Regions from separate parts of the Homo sapiens genome. Here regions 1 and 2 are each linked to region 3. Evidence: chromatin contacts called from ENCODE Hi-C data. All regions are on one chromosome and are shown on one strand. The core of a region is the stretch at or near the end of the contact, and the rest is flanking DNA. Distances in the headings are between cores, read along the strand shown.

Region 1 (4,235 bases), core at 526-3,025, 260 kb before region 3:
TCTAGGTGTGCATCAGTGGTGGACTGGATAAAGAAAATATTGTATGCCAGACACGGTGGCTCGTGCCTGTAATCCCAGCACTTTGGGAGTCCAAGGTAGGTGGATCACCTGAGGTCGGGAGTTCAAGAGCAGTCTGGCCAACATGGAGAAAACCCTTCTCTACTAAGAAGGCTAAGGCAGAAGAATCACTTGAACTTGAGAGGCAGAGTTTGCAGTGAGCCAAGATCACACCACTGCACTCCAGCCTGGGCGACAGAGTGAGACTCTCTCTAAAAAAAAAAGGCTGGGCGCTGTGGCTCACACCCGTAATGCCAGCATTTTGGGAGGCCAAGGTGGGTGGATCACCTGACACCAGCCTGGCCCAATGGTGAAACCACGTCTCTGCTAAAAATACAAAATAGAAAAATAAAAATACGAAAATTATCTGGGCTTGGTGGCGCATGTCTGTAATCTCAGCTACTTGGGAAGCTGAGGCGGTAGAATCACTTGAACCCAGGAGGCAGAGGTTGCAATGAGCCGAGATCACACCACTGCACTCCAGCCTGGGAGACAGAGTGAAACTCCGTCTGAGAAAACAAACAAACAAACAAACAAACAAACAATTGAAGCCAGTTTGAGTTGAGCTTTCTGATATTTGCAGTGAATGGCATCATAGTGCTACATATGGAAATTTAGAATATGGTAAAATGCTGTTTCAAATGTATAAGAACAAATCATTAATGGGATTGGCACAGTGGGAAAAATTGTAGCATTCCTACCTCACTCCTTCTACCAAAATAAATCCCAAATGGATACAAGATATGAATGGAAAAAAGAAAAAGAAGCTGCAAACCTGGGGGAATTTCCTTATAATTGTGAACAGGAAGGAGAGGGCCATGAAATAAAACCCTGACCAATTTGATTGCTTAAAAAAACTAAAAATGGGCCAGGCGCAGTGGTTCACGCCTGTAATCCCAGCACTTTGGGAAGCCAAGGCGGGTGGACCACCTGAGGTCAGGAGTTCAAGACGAGCCTGGCCAACATGGTGAAACCCTGTCTCTACTAAAAATACAAAAATCAGGTAGGCATGGTGGCAGATATTGCAGTGAGCGGAGATCGTGCCATTGCATTCCATCCTGAGTGACAAGAGCAAAACTCTGTCTCAAAAAAACAAAAAATTGTAAACAAATTTAAGAGGCAGACAATCACTTGTGTTCCCATTTTATAGTGAAAGAAACGAAATGTAGGTTACATAGCTTCCCCAAATCATTCGTTCATTCACTTTTTGACAAGTATTTATTGAGCACCTACTAAGTGATAAACATGGCCAGGACCAGAGGGATGTCCCTGCCTTCATGGAGTTCCCATTCGAGCAGGAGAGACAGGCTTAAGTCCACTAATCACACGAACAGAAGTGATTACACTTGGGCTATATGGGGCCTGGCCAAGGATGGGCGAACAAAGCCAGCTTCTCTGAGGAAAGATGGTGGCAGTCAGCCAGTTGAAAAGGGCTGGGATAAAATGCCTTCCTGGCAGGGGTCCAGCCTGTATGGGGGACAGCCTGTACACAGCCTGGAACCAGGAGGGAACAGGACTCCTAGAAGGAACTGAAGAGCCAAAGTGGCCAAGCTGAGGGCTGGGGCGAGGCTTGGGTGGGGTGGCATAGCAGCGGAGGTTGGAGGGCAAAGGTCCCTCTGTCATTCTAAGATTCAAGGAAGGAGGGGCCTACCCATCCGTTGCGATGCCCTGCCCGTGTCTAAGAAATGAGCCAGGCTCCAGGTCAACCTTGTGTGCCAGCCTCCTTTGCAGCTTGAGCTGGCAGGAGGCCCCAGGACCCAGACAGGGCTGGTGACACAAGCAAGCTCATTTCCCAGGCCGGCAGCAGAGATGTCAGGGTTTTGAATATGCAAAGGCGCTGTGTTGGCATTTGGTGGCTGGCCTCCGTGGCAGAGGCAGCTCACTTTTCCTTCCGACCAGCTGCCTACTGTCCTTTGACCACTTGCTTTTCTGCTTAAACAGATTCCAGCCCTGTTCTATTTTGTCTTCTGGTTTTGTTTTGCAGTTAGAGCCTGCATGAGCTTGGTTTTGTCCCAAGGGCCAGGGCAGGGCCCTAAAGAAGTCCAGGCAGGGAGGTCAGATTTGCATTTTTCAAGCCTCAGCCACAGGGTAGGCTGCAGGGAGCAAGGGAGGATATGGGAAGCCAGGTTAGGAGGCCGCTGGAATGGCTGGGGGGTGGGGGATGGTGGCAGAAGGAGGGTCATGGGGCAGTTTGTAGTGAGGGCATGCATTTGAGGGGTGTTGGGGGCTTGGCATGGGTGTGGGACATGAGAGGGTGGGGGTGGCATGAAGGAGGCTGACAGGAGGGGACACAGAGACCATGTTCAGGGTGACAACAGAGCCACAAAGGTGATGGCCTGGTTTTGATCAACCCTGAATATGAGGTTCCCCAGGAGGTGTCTGGGGGCAAGGAGGTGTGTCCTAGGGCCTGGAGAATTTCCTGAGAGTGGGAATGGCTGGCCAGGGAGAGCTGGGCAGACCCCATGAGGGCCTTTCAGGACAAGGACAGGGGGATGAGGTGTTGAGGGCTGGGCAGTGACAGCTCAGGAATCAAGCCCTGTACCCACTCCACGCACACATGCAGCTTCAGTTTCAAAACATGCGTGGAAGGATCTTTTGGAAACACGCCCAGACTGCAGACACCCAGGTCCCTCTACCAGGGAGTCTGACTCTGTCCCAGGTGGGGCTCAGGAATGACTGCAGCACTGCCCCAGGCAGAGGGACGTTTTCACCTTCAGCTGTTAAGCACTACTAATTGCTCTATCTCATCTTCCCAACCAAATTGTTCAGGATAGACGTTGTAACTCCTCTTTGATCTCAGACTGCTGGTGAAAAGCAGGTTTTACAGACCAGGGCCATGTGGGGGCGTCCTGCAGAGACTCCAAGTGGCGCCCAGGCTCCCAGATGACCATCCTCACCCTTTAACCCCCAGACTTGGATCCCCGAGGGCACACAGTGTGTTTCCCGGGGAAGTGGGTGGTCTGCTGGTGAACTGAATGCCCAGAAGAGGTGAGCCGCAGATTTAAAACCTGCCTAGTGGCCGGGCGCAGTGGCTCAGGCCTGGAATCCCAGCACTTTGAGAGGCCAAGGCAGGCGGAACACTTGAGGCCAGGAGTTGGAGACCAGCCTGGCCAACATGGCGAAACCTCGTCTCTACTAAAAATACAAAAAGTAGCCAGATGTGGTGGTGGGTGCCTGTCATCCCAGCCTCTCAGGAGGCTGAGGCAGAAGAATGGCCAAGATTGCGCCACTGAACTCCAGCCTGGGCGACAGAGTGAGACTCTGTCTCAAAAAATAAAGTAAAACCTGCCCCACCCCTCCATACACCGTGGAATATGACCCAGTCATAAAAAGAAGGAAATCCTGCCTTTGCAGCACCATGGAGGGAGCTGAAGGCCATTATCCTAAGTGAAATGATGCAGAACCAGAAAGCCAAAGCCGCCTGTTCTTACTTATAAGCGGGTGTTAAGCATTGGGTACATGTGGACACGCAGACATACACTGGAGAAGGTGAAAGGGTCGGACATGCCTCGTTACTCCCCTCCAGCATCAACAGCAACACAGACCTCAAGTCTAATAAGAAACATTTAAGCGGCCAGGCACAGGTGGCTCACGCCTGTAATCCCAACACTTTGGGAGGCCTCAAGTGGATCACTTGAGGCCAGGAGTTCAAGACGAGCCTGGTCAACATCGGGAAATCCTGTGTCTACTAAAAATTCAAAAAAATTAGCCAGGCATGGTAGCATATGCCTGTAATTCCAGCTACTCGGGAGACTGCAGCACGAGAATCGCTTGAACCCAGGAGGTGGTGGTTGCGGTGAGCCGAGATCACGCCACTGCACTCCAGCCTGGGTGACTGAGTGACATTCTGTCAAAAAAAAAAAAAAGAGAGAGAGAGAGAGAGAGAAAGGAAGGAAGGAAGGAAGGAAGATTGACAGGAGGGTGTCCGGTCTTTCAGCTTCTCTAAGCCACATTGGAAGAAGAATTGTCTTGGGCCACACAAAATACACTAACAATAGCTGATGAGCTAAAAATAAAAATCACAAAAAAATATCATAATGTTAGCTGGGCACGGTGGCTCACGCCTGTAATCCCAGCACTTTGGGAGGCTGAGGTGGACAAATCACGAGCTCAGGAGTTCAAGACCAGCCTGGCCAACATAGTGAAACCCCATCTCTACTAAAATACGAAAAAATCAG
Region 2 (4,317 bases), core at 506-3,005, 280 kb before region 3:
AAAAAAGGAATGAAGTACTCATATGTTCTACATCATGGATGAACCTTGAAAATGATGCTGAAAACAGCCAGACACAAAATGCCACATACTGTATGGTTCTGTACACATGGAATGTCCAGAATTGGCAAATCCATAGATTTTAAAAAGTAGATTCGGCAGGGCACAGTGGCTCACGCCTGTAATCCCAGCACTTTGGGAGGCTGAGGCTCACTTGAGGTCAGGAGTTCAAGACCAGCCTGGCCAACATGGTGAAACCCTGTCTCTACTAAAATACAAAAATTAGCTAGGCATGGTGGCAGGCACCTGTAATCCCAGCTACTCAGGAGACTGAAGCAGGAGAATTGTTTGAACCCGGGAGGTAAAGGTTGCAGTGAGCCCAGATCGCACCACTGCACTCCAGCCTGGCCATAGAGCGAGACTCTGTCTCAAAACAGCAAAAAAAAAAAAAAAAAGAAAGAAAGAAAAAAAAAGTAGATTCGTGGTTGGTGGGGGAGGGGAGGAGTACATGCTAATGGGTTTCTTCTTGGGGTGATGAAAATGTCCTAAAGTTAGACAGCAGTAAGGGTTGCACAACCTTGTGACTACACTAAAAACCACTGAAGTATAACTTTAAAAGGGTGAATTGAATGGTATGTGAATTATATCTCAAGAAAACAAACTCAGCTGGCATCAGCCCCTGCCCCACCCTGTGGTAAAGCTGGGTCCTTGTTGGCTGGTGAGGGCTCTCCTAATCTGCACCCCCTCCTCACCTCCAGACCCACGGCATTGCTGCTCCTGGAACCCCAGCCGTCCCCTGTGCTCTGCTCTTCTGTTCTCCGTGTGCCCAGCTCTTCCCCCCACACCTAGGTACCCGGCCCCTCCCAGCCTTCACCTGCGCCTTTACAGAGGCCCCATCAGACCACCGGGCCCCCCACCCTCCACACGCCCACCCCGTGAAGAGACTCCCTTTCCCCTGGCTCTTCTGAATTTCTGGCATACTATACGATTTCCTTATTTTTCCTTATTTTTATTTTTTAATAGAGACGGGGTCTCACTATGTTACCCAGGCTGGTCTCGAACCCCTTGTCTCAATCAATCCTGCCTCAGCCTCCCAAAGTGCGGGCATTGCAGGCTGAGCCACCACGGCCGCCACGACCTTCTCTTCTGGAGCGTGTCGCTTTTGTAATTATGATGTAAACTCCGGGCACGCGGGGACCCTCGCGCTTCGCTCACTAATTTGTCCCCAGACCCTACTACCTGGCACAGTAGGCGCTCAATACTGTTGATTGAATAAACGACTGCTACTTTGGAAATCATGTATTATTTAAATCACATGTTTAAACGCACATAAACTTCTGAGTAGTGTTTTCTGCACACACAAGATGTCTCCAGGGGCACCAAAGAATGCATTTTCCACGTTTGTCCCTAAACGTTAATGCATAAGTAACCTTGGTCACCAACAGATGTGAGGGCACGTGACGTTCGGGCTGCGCCCTCCCCGCCCCGGCCCTGCACACAGTAGGGCCGCACCGCGCTTTGCAAACAGGTGGACTCGGCAGAGGCGCGACCGCCCTCACCGCAGAGAGCTGGGCCACCTGCAGGCTCTCAGGACACCCAAGGCCCCACCTCCCACCCGGAAAAGAGACGATACGCCGGGCGCAGGCGCAGAAGCCGCGCCCGTCCGCGGCGCCGCCAGCCAGGGCGGAAACGGCTGCGGCTTCGCTAGGGACGCATGCGCGGGTCCCTTAGTTTTCGCGAGATAACGGTCGAAAACGCGCTCTTGTCGATTTCCTGTAGTGAATCAGGCACCGGAGTGCAGGTTCGGGGGTGGAATCCTTGGGCCGCTGGGCAAGCGGCGAGACCTGGCCAGGGCCAGCGAGCCGAGGACAGAGGGCGCACGGAGGGCCGGGCCGCAGCCCCGGCCGCTTGCAGACCCCGCCATGGACCCGTTCCTGGTGCTGCTGCACTCGGTGTCGTCCAGCCTGTCGAGCAGCGAGCTGACCGAGCTCAAGTTCCTATGCCTCGGGCGCGTGGGCAAGCGCAAGCTGGAGCGCGTGCAGAGCGGCCTAGACCTCTTCTCCATGCTGCTGGAGCAGAACGACCTGGAGCCCGGGCACACCGAGCTCCTGCGCGAGCTGCTCGCCTCCCTGCGGCGCCACGACCTGCTGCGGCGCGTCGACGACTTCGAGGCGGGGGCGGCGGCCGGGGCCGCGCCTGGGGAAGAAGGTGGGCGCGGGGCCGGGCCGGGGGAGCCAGGGCCTGGTCGCCCGGCTGTAGGTGCTGCGAGGCTCCTCCGGTTGGCCTCCAGGCGCCTCCCCTTTGCCGGGTTTGATTTGCGTGGGTTTTCTCCGTACAGCCCTGGTTTTGCAGATGGGAGAGCCAGAAACGCAGAAAAGTTAACTTATTCGAGGTTGCAGGGCGTGGACACGCACAGTCCTTTTTCCTCCACCCACTTCTGCCCGGGTAAATTAGAAAACTCACTGAAGAAAAGATGAGTCAGAGAAGGTGTGGGGGAGGGGCAGAGGTTGGGTGAGCCTGCCTCGCATCATTTCCTTTCTGTCTCGGAATATGCTTTTCACGGCTGTCTGAGAGTAATACTAGCATTCAGTAACTCCTACCCAGGGGCTTACAGTGTGCCGCTTACCCTTGTAACTGCCAAATACAATTTTCGCAGTAGCCCTGTGGCTTAGATACTGTTAGCTATCACTGTTCCCATTTTACAGAGGACAGGACTGTGGCTCACAGGTTAAGTGGCTTTGTCGAAATGCGCAGCCGATAACTGACGGAGCTAGGCTTGAGCCAAGCAGTCCGGCCTCCGGATGGGTAGTGTTAGCCACTACACTGCCTCTCTGGTCAAGTTCATTGTGGAGTGGCTTCCTGTCCTGCTCTCGGTCACTCCCTCTCCACCCTCGCCTGTGGATTGCAGCAGCTTCCAGGATAAAAAAGAAACCCTGAGTACAGCAGAGTTTCTCAGCCCTACCCCCCTTGTTCTCAGAGTCGGGAGAGGCTTGGGAGTGCTCTGGGGACGCCTCTCAGAGGCTTCAAGCTGTAGCTTGGAATCAGCCATTCAGTCACCAATCAGATAGGGCCTAAATGTGTCACCATGGGTTTCACTCTGTAAAGACTGGTGCCTGTTGGGGACAGGATGGACAGAACAGCTCTCTGCCTGAGAGCAGTCAAGTCCAGATTTTAAAAAAAATCAGTACTGAACAAACAAAACAGGACGTAGAAAAATCGGGTTTTATGGATATTTAATGTCTGGAAAAACACTGATAAATTGCATTTTAAAGGCGGTCTACGAAACATAGCTGACATTTGAGATGTATGTGTGCTTGGTTTTATTTATATCGTCATGTAGTTACTGTGTGCTGGGAAAAGTACACCAGAAGGTGAGCGGTGGGTATGGACAGGTTGGTAGCGGGCGACTCTGCCTTCCTCCCCAGAAGTTCAGCATAGCGGTTAAGGGTCGACTCTGGCACCACACTCTTAGGGTTTCAGAACATGGCTCTGCCATCGTCTAGCTACACGATCTCAGGAATGTCCATTAGCTTCCCTGTGCCTCAATTTCCTCATCTGTACAGTCATGGTAACACAGTGCCCAGCCCACAGGGCTGTCAGAGCTGCGGGAGCTGGTACACCTGCCAACGGTGTCTCAGAATTGCCAGTAGTCCAAGCAGCACCCTGTCCTGCCTCTCCTTTCCTCTCTTCACATTCCAGAAGCGGCCTTTTATGGTCTTGTGACCAGCTCCCTGATCTCAGTGGTGACGTCAGCAGATGAGGAGTATGGTAGCCAGGGACTGAAGACTGGTGGTCACTCGGGGCAGCTTTCTAAATAACAATTGGAGTGCCTACTAGTTTCCTGTGATTGCCATAACAAATGATCACAAATCTGGTGGCCTGAAGCAATAGAAATCTACCCCCTCAATCTGGAGGCCAGAAATCTGAATAAGCAGGGTGCCACAGACCGGCACACCCTCGGAATGCTGTTGGGGAGGCTCCTTCCGGGTCTCGTCCGCTTTGTGGTGGCTCCAGGCATTCTTTGACTTGTGGCCGCTTCACTCCAGGCTCACACGGCCTTCCCTGTGTGTCTCCTGCAAGGATACCTATCATTGGTGCATCCAGGTCATCCAGGATGATCTCCTCTCAAGACCCTCAGCTTACCTTTGCAAAGATGCTTTTTCCAAAGAACATTCATGGTTTCAGCAATTTCACGTGAACATACCTTGGGGTGACATCGTTCAGCCTGCTGTAGGGCAGGATGTGGGATCAACCCTATTTTCTTCCCTCCCACAACTCCCCAGCCCCTCCCTCAGTGTCTCCTGCTCTAAGTAGGTAGCT
Region 3 (4,587 bases), core at 837-3,336:
AGGGCCTTGTACTCTCTGTCCCGTGCCTGGGATGCTCCACTCCTGGTTTTCTGCAAGGTTGGCTCCTTTTTAAATTTCTGGTCATTCAAATGTCATTTCCTTGCAGAGTGTCAGTCCCTTTCTGCACATGCTCACTGTAACCTGCTAGGGCATCCTAGTCCGCCCTTTCTGCATGTGGTCAGGGTTAACCTGCTGGTGTCCCGTGGCTCTCTTCTGCACGTGGTTATTTTTACCTGCTGGTGCATCACAGCCCCTTTCTGCACTGGTCACTAACCTATTAGCATGTTGTGGCTCCTTTGTGGCATTTGTCACAGTTTGGGTTTGTCTTATTATTTGTTGTCCATTTCTCCCCTCGAGAATTTGAGCTCCCCAAAGGGAGGGGCATCTGGAATGTTTTCTTGTTCAGTGATAAATCCTGGGCACAGCATGGCACCTGGCACATAAAGGCAATCCCTAACTTTGTTGAGTGAATGATTAGTGACGGAATTGCTGCCCCATTCTGAGGGTCCAGGCATCCTTGTTGGTGTATTCCTCGTTACTCTCTAGCCTCAGCCTGGCACTAGGCTTATAGAAAGTAGCTCAGTGAACTCCTGACTGGTGAATTCAGGAGACAGTGGGGCTGGGCCATGATTCCAAGTCTGAGTGTCCAGTCAGTCTCCTAGGCCTGCACCTGAGGAGCTTCCGGCTCTGAGCTTTTGCAGCCCCAGGCTCCTGTGCTGGGACCCCCAGCGTGCAGCACTGTCAGGCCTCTGGGCTGGCAGCTGTTGTCTTGGCATTCTGCTGAGGAGGGACCACTGACTCTTCACAGAGACACACTCACTCTTCCTTCCCCAAACCAGTTTCCTTCACTTTGATCCAGTTTGAGATCAAAGATGAGACTACCTCCTGGAATAATCAGGCCAGGTGGTCCTGGAACACTTTTCTTAGAACTGACGCCTCCATTCTTGGCAGGGTGTTTTCAGATCACCCTGGGAGATGCCTCTAATATGATGTACTTTTTTCTCTTTTAACATTATGTACTAAAGAGAACTACTTCATCATCTTCCTTTCGTCGGCGTATTTGTAATTAAGACGCCTGCAAATTCCATGTCATCCTTGATTTCAGGGAAGAGCTTTGAGCATCAGAGACTCATTCACGGCTAAAGTTAAATCAAACATACCCAAGGAAAACAAGGATCTAGTTGTTTAATCTTCAGCTGCTTCCTTTGATCCCATCCTGGATTCTTGCAAGAAGTGAAAAGAAAGGAAGAATCCAAGGATGAGAGGAACTTTAAAAGGGTCAAGTTCAGCTGAGGTTTCTGCCCATTTCATGAATGAACATTTGAGGAACAGCTCTAAAAATTGTCCCTTTCTTGGGCAGTCAAAACTTGTTTCTATGGAAATGGGATTTTTACACCACTGCTTATCTGTCATTTCAAAAAGCATGGCTGGTTTTCAATTTTCCCTAGAAAAACTCATTTCTTTTTCCTCGGTAGGAATTCCCTTCATCCAATTTCGTGCCTCATTTTGCCCAGGGCCATTCACAGCTCTTAATTTTTAGATGCATTTAAAGGTGGTGGTGAGTCGCCCAGGCGGTGAACTCAGGTGAGAGTTCTTAAGGCTCCCTCTGATCCTCAGATGATCAAATGCCCAGGGCCCATCAGTGAAGACCACGCCCAGCAAAGGAGACATGCTGAGAGATAGGTCTGTGGCTGAGAGGAGACAGCCCTCACGGCAAGGGGGACAGCTCTGGTGCCCTGGCAACTCCGTCCTGGACCCCCCCCCAGTGGTGGTTCTGACTGCCCCCCACTTGTCCTTGTCAGTGTGTCCCGTGGCCGTGGCGCACCTCCATGGGGGCTTTGTCCCAAGTGCTCAGCCTGGTGAGGTTATTAGATCCGAGAAGCAAGGGCGAGGGAGAGGATTGAGCCTAGTTTAGTGCCTACAGTGAATGCTCTTCATCTTTGTCCTCTGGCCTCAGGCCATCCTGTTTCTAGTCCAACTCTGAGTGTAAAGTGTAACCCTTGGCCGGGAGCAAGAAGGGAACAGACATGGCCTCTGGGAGCTTGGCAGTGCCAGTGAACCCCTAGTGACTAAGCCTGCTGTTATCGGCCGCAGGGTGACCTCCTAGTGACTAAGCCTGCTATTAGCCTCTTGCTGACCAAAGAGCTTGGCCTAAGGACAGTCAGAGGCCTGAGAGCAGCCCCGCCCGCGGCAGTCTCAGCCTTGCAGGTGTTCGGTTTGCCAGTTGGTCATTCCTTCCAAGGCAGTCCCTGGCTCCCACAAGGTGAGGAGTCAAACCCTGAGCCAGCTCCATGGGTTGGAGGTCTAGTTCCGCGTCTTCCTGTGAAGTAGCCTCGGCTCAGTAGCTTCACCGCCCTGCCTTCTGCTTCCTTGTTCACACAGTGGGAAAAATTACAGGCCCTGGCTCAGGGGTGCCGTGGAATGTAGTGCCTGGCGTTTGGTGAATGCTTTGTGTCATAGGTGTGGGCTCCTGTTCTTACTGTAAGAGAGCCGGGCTATAAATAACAGGACAGCTGGGAGGCGGCCGTTCTTGGCACTCACGCGTGGGTCGGCGGTGGTATGCAGCTGCTCTCCTTCAGAGTACAGCAGGATTCTGCCCTATGAAGTCTGCTTTGAGCCAGCCCCCTCTCAGGGTCCCCCTGGAGAAATGCAGGGCAGAGAAACCCTAGAGACGCTGCAAGTTGGGGTCCCACTCCCCTGTGGGCACCCCAGGAGCTGGCCCAGCCTGAAGACGAGTAGAGGGGATGAGCTGTCCAGCTGCCACTCAGGGAGAGGTCTCCATGGACGGGGTCCCTGGACTCCCCGAGTGGAGTGCTCAGGGGAGCACAGCTTGGTGCAGGATGCCCTGCTGACCTGAACAGTGGATTCCTTCCTCCAGCCCTAGAGCCATTCCCTTCCAGCTCCTTCCTTACTGCAGACATTGCTTACAAGGGGAAGTGAGAGTCAGGAAACCCCAGCCTGTGTCCCAGCTCTGCCTCCTGCTGGCTGTGTATGTGGACAAGCCACTTATCCTCTGAAAAATGGGTGTGACTCATACCTGCTCCCCAGTTGTCATAAAAATTACCCACCCATGAGAAAGTGTTTTGTAAAAATGTGAAACACTAAGATAAGGCCTCTTTAATTATTGCTTCCACATAGAGTAATGACGGAAGAGCCACATTAGTATGTAATGGGGAAGGGTTAAACTAGTCAGTTTTTCAGATTTTTGGCCCAGTGCAGTGACTCATGCCTGCAATCCCAGCACTTTGGGAGGCTGAGGTGAGTGGTTCGTTTGAGCCCAGGAGTTCGAGACCAGCCTGGGACACATGGTGAGACCTCATCTCTACCAAAAAAAAAAAAAAAAAAAAAAAAAATAGCTGGGTGTGGTGGCATGCGTCTATTGTCCTAGCTACTCAGGAGGCTAGGTGAGGTGTGAGGATTGCTTAAGCCCAGGAGGTCTAGGCTGCAAGGCTGCAATGAGCCGTGATCACGTCACAGCACTCCAGCCTGAGCGGCAAAGCAACACCCTTTCTCAAAATTCCTGGAGGCTGTTGAGTGTACTTGTAGGTGTATACGTACATAATTCTTAGACTTTCTCCTTGACTGGAGGCACTGTCTGAATGTCTGCAGTGTAACTGTGCTTCTCTATACCAATGCCAGCCTATCGATACTCCTTTAGAGTAATAGATGACATCCAAGTCATTTATTTACATCCACACTGAAAAATAACTGGGAAAATTGGGGCTCTCAGTCTGCATCTTGAGCCCCAGCTGTATGTGATGTCACTGATTAATGCACTGAGTGGCTTAAATCAAATGCCTGCCCAGCAGGGGTATGGAGAGAGGCTTCATTAGTCAAAATGATGAAACCCAAGATCAAATATCAGTGGGAGAGACTGAAGATGCTGCCACCTGGGGAACAGCAAAATGGTGCACACCACAGGGAAGGAGAACCAAGAACCATAAGCCATCACGGGAGCCAATGGGGCTCCCCAAAGCCACAGACTGCTGAGCCCTGATACGGTTTGGATCTGTGTTCCCACCCAAATCTCATATGTGAAATTGTAGTCTCCAGTGTTGGAGGAGGTGCCTGGTGGGAGGTGATCAGATCATGGTGGGGGAGTTCTCATGAACGGTTTAGCACCATCTTCCCTGGCTACTGTACATAGTGAGCTCTCATGAGATCAGGTTGTTTAAATAGACTGTGGTACCTCCCCCGACTCCCTCTTGCTCCCCCTTTGGTGATCACTGAAAGTTTCTTGAGGCTTCTCCAGAAGCCAAGCAGAAGCCAACATCATGCTTCCCATATAGCCTGCAGAACTCGAGCCAATTAAACCTCATTTTTTTATAAATTACCCAGTCTCAGCTATTTCTTTATAGCAGTGCAAGAATGATCAAATATAGGCTCCTTCCAGACAGCCTCAGATAGAGCCCTCTGGTTGCGTCTAGAAATGACTCCTGACTTATTCTACGTTCAGTTCCAATGGAAATAATGTAAACCCTGCACAATACTGTGAAGGGCTGACATGGACACAGCTAGAGGCTTCTGCCCCTGGGACAGGATGGGCTGGCAGGGAAGAATGTACTGCACTTAGAGTTCACCAGTACA

What was found. Hi-C counts contacts between places; a loop is a spot of excess contacts on that map. Pooled maps may share reads with other maps.
Region 1: a loop to region 3 is called in a map with no recorded cell type, with 12 times the contacts of the local background. The contact joins two enhancer-like sites. A Hi-C loop is called at or near these places in 9 of 37 single-sample maps with no recorded cell type and 2 of 50 pooled maps.
Region 2: a loop to region 3 is called in a pooled map, with 3 times the contacts of the local background. The contact joins the promoter of FADD here to the enhancer-like site in region 3. A Hi-C loop is called at or near these places in 1 of 168 maps with a recorded cell type or tissue (GM12878), 32 of 37 single-sample maps with no recorded cell type and 10 of 50 pooled maps.

Annotation. Positions count from the first base shown.
Region 1 is chr11:70,224,264-70,228,498 of GRCh38, forward strand. No RefSeq gene overlaps it. Among named protein-coding and RNA genes, the nearest start is that of FADD, 23 kb to the left of the region's middle. Within about 2 kb of position 1,776, at least 4 of the 41 ENCODE cell types and tissues checked have a DNase peak (open chromatin) inside an H3K27ac peak, as active enhancers do.
Region 2 is chr11:70,201,541-70,205,857 of GRCh38, forward strand. FADD (Fas associated via death domain) reads left to right here and starts at 1,756. Exons shown (of 2, transcript NM_003824.4): 1 at 1,756-2,205. The coding sequence starts at 1,920. RefSeq lists silencers at 2,166-2,245, 2,295-2,486.
Region 3 is chr11:70,480,210-70,484,796 of GRCh38, forward strand. The region is part of intron 25 of SHANK2 (SH3 and multiple ankyrin repeat domains 2); the gene reads right to left. Among named protein-coding and RNA genes, the nearest start is that of CTTN, 84 kb to the left of the region's middle. Within about 2 kb of position 2,087, at least 13 of the 41 ENCODE cell types and tissues checked have a DNase peak (open chromatin) inside an H3K27ac peak, as active enhancers do.